2 separate regions of the Mus musculus genome follow, and region 2 is linked to region 1. A link is a loop called in an ENCODE intact Hi-C map of the cell type or tissue named here. Cell type or tissue: gastrocnemius. All regions are shown on one strand.

What was found. Hi-C counts contacts between places; a loop is a spot of excess contacts. Peaks named below come from ENCODE experiments on the same cell type or tissue, not always from the same donor. Only the 100,000 strongest peaks of a DNase experiment are listed, where the experiment ranks them.
Region 2: it touches region 1 in a loop (8-fold over the local background); 2 of 42 quality-filtered maps call a loop at or near these places.

Annotation. Positions count from the first base shown.
Region 1 is chr9:69,228,100-69,230,599 of GRCm38, reverse strand. The region is part of intron 2 of Rora (RAR-related orphan receptor alpha); the gene reads right to left. Among named protein-coding and RNA genes, the nearest start is that of Gm46153, 76 kb to the left of the region's middle. In gastrocnemius, no CTCF peak of the experiment used is centred here; no DNase peak of the experiment used is centred here; H3K4me3 peaks cover 400 bases; H3K27ac peaks cover 752 bases.
Region 2 is chr9:69,288,539-69,291,038 of GRCm38, reverse strand. The region is part of intron 2 of Rora (RAR-related orphan receptor alpha); the gene reads right to left. Among named protein-coding and RNA genes, the nearest start is that of Gm46153, 16 kb to the left of the region's middle. In gastrocnemius, a CTCF peak has its summit at 1,325; DNase peaks (open chromatin) are centred at 385 and 1,189; H3K4me3 peaks cover 1,930 bases; H3K27ac peaks cover 2,078 bases.

The sequences.
Region 1 (2,500 bases):
GGCATGTTCTTCCACATGCATTTTTGAACCAGGTAACTGGTGGTAGGAAATATTTATGATAGAAGAAGAGTCTAGCAAGAAGTGAAATTAGCCATTTCCATTTAAAATTTACTTGGGTGGTGTGGCCTTGAAGGCCATGTGGTTGTTCCATTAGTTCTAGTACATTCCATGACCACGACTGCTAAACTTCCTATGTACACTGTACTAACTCTAGGCTCCATTTCTGTGCTTCCTAGGCGTTTCTCTATGGTCCCTTTGTGCTTAGATTTGCTTCGTGAGCTTCTTCCTTTAGTCTCTGCACTCCCGAAACATGCTCAGGTTCAGACTCAGGAGGTGCCACACAAGCTTGGAGGCCTGAACCAGGAGAGAGTGCACCTGGTTGTAAAGCCAGCAACGCTGTGTGGACTTGGGGATCCCGCCCCTTTTTCCTTGGTCAAACCTTGGCATAATCACTTAGCAGATTCATTGCTAACTGTTCATTGCTAGCAGTTATTGCACAAACCGAGCAAAGGGCCCATGGTCCTGAGTGAGGCAAGAGTGAGAAGGCAAGAATGGAAATCACGTGAGAACAGTGGGTGGAGCTACAACCTTCAAATTCTCATCCTTGCTGTGGTACTGTCTGTGTTTTGATCGCAGAGGTTTTTCCAAGGAACAAAACTTTTCAGAAAGAGAAAGGCTTTAGAAATTGCATTAGGTCCAAAACGTACTTGAAAACATCACGTGGGGTGTTTTCGAAAGGGGAGTCCACACTGGGGAGGCCACCCATTATTTAAATAGAGACTTATCTGTGTTCAAGCCTACCCTCACTGGGCATAGCCAAAGCATCAGCTTCTGCCTACCATAGCTGTCCTCAGGACCCGTGGGCTCATACTCCAGAGGCAGGTGGGTTGACCTCAGGGATCAGGGGAGGAGGAGGAGGAGGAAGAAGAGGAGGAGGAGGAGGAGGGAGGTAGGTATTGCAGGTTGCCAGGGCAGGTGGCTGTGGAGAGAGGTGTGTAGTCACCGAGTCTTATATAATGGGGATGGGGAACAGAGACCAGAGAGGATGACTTTACCGGAGGCAGATGCTGGGAGGAGTTAGCACAACAGACCAGTGTCTCCTTTGTGTACAAGGGAGGATGTGGGTGTCTTCTGAATACAGTCCTGATAGAGGTTGGGTAAATTAAAACTTTCGTGTGCATTCCACTTGCTTTTTGTGTAATAGTATCTGAGTGTGCGTGCCCACGAGTGAGCATGCACATGGAGGCCAGAAGCTGACACTGGGTGCCTTTCTCCGTCACTTACCACCATACGTTTGAGATGGAGTCTTTCACTGAGCCGGGAGCTCAGTGATTCAGCTGGCCAGCACCACTCCAAGGAGCCTCCTGTCCTTGCCCCTGCCCCTAGTTCCTTCCACTCCGCTTTAAACACGTGAAAACATTCAGGCCTCCTGGCCTCAGTAGAACTCACTGTGAACTTTGACGGGGGTCAGAGGAGCCTTCATCTCAGGCTGCGGAGGCTTTATCTGAAATGCAGGCAATCAGGAGTGTGCAGGATTTCTGATATTTTGGGCATATTTGCATATACTTATAAATAGGTAATTCTATACAGCAATTTTTAAAATGTGCCTGCCTTTCTATCTCAATGAGGTCAGGTGTAGAACATTCTAGATGTGGCAGGCTGTGCTCCAGAGGTTTTGGGCTTTGGGCTTAGTAGAGATGCTTAGATTATATCATTTCTTAACTTCATTTTGTTCTTAATTTTTATGATTTCTTTTTTAGATTAATTTAGTGTGTGTGTGCGCGCGCGTGCACGTGTGCATGTATACACACCACAATAGGTATTTGTGTGGTAATTAGAGGACAACTTTCAGAATTCCTCCCGTGATGTGGGTCTTAGAGATCCAAGTCAGGTCACCAGGCTTGGCAGGGAAATTCAAGCCTTTGGTGTACATAGATCATTTTCTTTGCAAATCTGGCTAGCAAAATATTGGGCTTAAGTTCATATTTTTTAATTATGGGAAAGCATGGTAACTGATCTTTTGTGTGCCCTGTGTAAACGTTTGTGCAGAAGGACTGAGGTGGGAAAAGCCACCTTACAGAGTAAGCACAGAAAACAGGTTGTCATAACTCATGAGGGGGACAAATGCAGCATATTCTAAGAAGGGCACACATGTTAAAGCATGTTTGTCATGAAATCTGACCATATCCATCTCCTAAAAACCAGCCTTCCCAGGAAGAGAATCTGTCCCCATTTACCTTGGAAAAGGCTCTTATTTTTATTTATAATTAGCCTAGTCTGATGATGAAAACAAAGGCCTATCCATCCTTTACACTCTGTAGGCATCCCGACTCTTTAGGTGGCAGAGGGAAGAGACTCCCAGCAATCAATCCCTGGTGTAGTTGTGCTGAGCACACAGAGGCAGAGGAGCCAAGCAAGGTAACTCTACCACACACTTACCGCTTAACCTTGCAGCTGGTAGCAGGGCACAAGCCTGTTGCCAACTCCCGAAGAATGCTTT
Region 2 (2,500 bases), 60 kb before region 1:
ACCTCCAAACTTTGTCTCCATCACAAACTTCCCTGACTTGCCTTGGCTTCTTCCCGCCTCACCTTGGGACACCTGAAGCCAGCCGTCCCTGCAAACCACTTTCCTCCTTTTACTTCCCACAGCTTACTTCCCCAGACCAGGGAGGAGGCCCTGGGTGCGGAGGCTTAGCCGCGGCTAACCTGTGCCCGTAGGCCCTCGCCGCGGTCTAACCTCGGCTTCTCCTCTCCAATCCCGTGGGCTGATCCTGTCTTCTGTCTACATCCATGCACAAACCTAAGTGTCTAGCCTGAGCGCGCTGCGACTGGGGCAGCGGCGGAGGGCGTCTTGGCACCTTCGGGGCGCTGGGCTGACTCCGGCCCGCGCGCTTTCTGAAGTGGCGGCGTCCGAGGGACGCAGCGCTGAGTTTCCACACTTCCCTAACCCGCTGGCCACTGGAGCTCCAGAGGGTGGGGTGGCCGTACGAAGCTCGGACGGCAGGCCTGGAACGCTAACCAGTCCTGGGGATGACACCACTAGCGTTCGCATGCAGGGCTCGGCCTGGCTGCCGCTCCCCCCCCCCCCCCACACACACATAGGCCAGACTTGTCCCGGGGTGCGGGCCCTGGGGACCCAGTGTGGATGTCCCCAGCTTCCTCCCAGTTGCCAGATCCTCCCTGAGCGTTCCAAGCGCTGCGACTCTCGGCAAACTTTCTTTGGGGAGCCCCGCTGGGTGTCAGGCGCACCCAGACGAGTGACAGCAGCTAAGAAGACGCCGGAGGGGCGATCGGGCCCGTGAGTCTAGCTCCACCGACCCGCGGCAGGCCGAACCCTCCTCCGAGCTCCAGTGGCTACGCTGCGGTGGCCCCGGAGACCCCGTTGGGTTCCAGTGGCTGCCCCTCAAGCTGTACGTGAGCTCCGGCAGGCGCGCCCACCCCTCCCCCTGCGCGCCCTCCTCCCCGCCCCCCGGAGCCGTCAGTCCACCCGAGTCCCCGCGGGCCACCCGGAGCTCACCTTTCATCGCTGCGATCACAAAATACATCCTTTACGCCGCGGTGCGGAGAGCGCAGGGAGAGCCGACCGTCCGACCCCGGAGCCCCCTCTTGCCGCCGCCGCCCGAGCCACAGCAGCAGCTGCCGCAGCTGCCCGCCCGCCGAGAGCCATCCCGAGCCATAAGAGGCTCCATGTGACCGGCTGACATCACGGCCGCCGCTCTGTTTACACCGCGCCCCTCCGCTTCCTCCCGGGGCGGGAGCAAGAGGCGGGAGGCGGGTGCGCCTGGGCGCCGCGCTCCGCCCCCGCGGGCAGGTGACCGGGAACGGCCCACCCCGACACAGTGCTGCCCCCCTGCGCTCCCAGGGGCCCGCACCAAAGTCCCTCGCCACCTCTTTACTAACCGATCACCTGTGGCGGCCCGGAAGCTCTCTGCCTTGCCTCTGACCACTTTCCACACTCCCTCCCGCTACCCCCCTCCCCCTGGCACTTCAGCTAAGCACCCTGATGCCTCTTTCAGCTCAGTTCCAGAACCCTTCTCAGTGACAAAAACACTGAATGATTAACCCCAAAGAAGCTTTCCGTCTGAGGAAGCTACAGTCTCCCTCTTGTCCCAGGGCATCCCAGCCCCCAGGCCCGGAACTGACACCAGTTTTGGGACGGAGCAAGCCCCCTCGTAAGACTTTCAGGACTCACCCAGCTCACAGCATCCAAGGTCGTAGTTCCGGGCTGCGTACTCCCGCAGCATCCCGCATTCAAGACAGCCTGTATATGTAAGACTGGAAAACCATGTCTGCCTGCTAAATGAGCTCCAGGTGCCAGACAATTTGAGCCACTGGTCCCCAGGCTCATCCTATCTAGAAGTCTCTCCAGAAAACCCATCTCCAAGTGGAAAGGGCGCTAGTTTTCTAACCTCAAAGATAAGACGTGGCATTTTAAACAGAAGAAACAACAAACAACACCGGTAGCCATACCATTCACCTTACAACCGAGATTTAATTCCCTCCAATGTTTGAAACTTTTTACTGCATTTACGTAAATCATGGTTTTATTTTTGTTCCCAGATGAATCTCTTTATGCTGAATTTCAAGACTACTTACCAGGCTTCCGCTTTACTTAAAACGTTGGCAACTATGCCTACAGTATTGCGCATAAAAGGGGGGAAAAATCTACTAAGCCAAACTTGCTTACCTAGTGCAGATCTGAGACAGCCCCCACCCTCTGATGATCAAACAGGAAGGATTCTAATATTTCTCTTTCCATGGAACCAAGCTAGCCTTGACCCTGTGTTGTGGCGGTAATTTAGAACACATGCAGACATCTAGCCCCATAACAAAGATTCAGATCTGTTCATTCCCCCTCCCAACCCCCATTTCAAGGAAAAAGAAATGTTTTCCAAACATTTACACAGTTCTAGGATTGGAATGGTCAGAAAACGTCATTGTCTTTTAGTTAAGCTATGGCCTTACAAAAATGTTTGATTTCAGACACATTCATCCCCAAGTAGGTTTTTTTTTTCCTTTAGAATTTT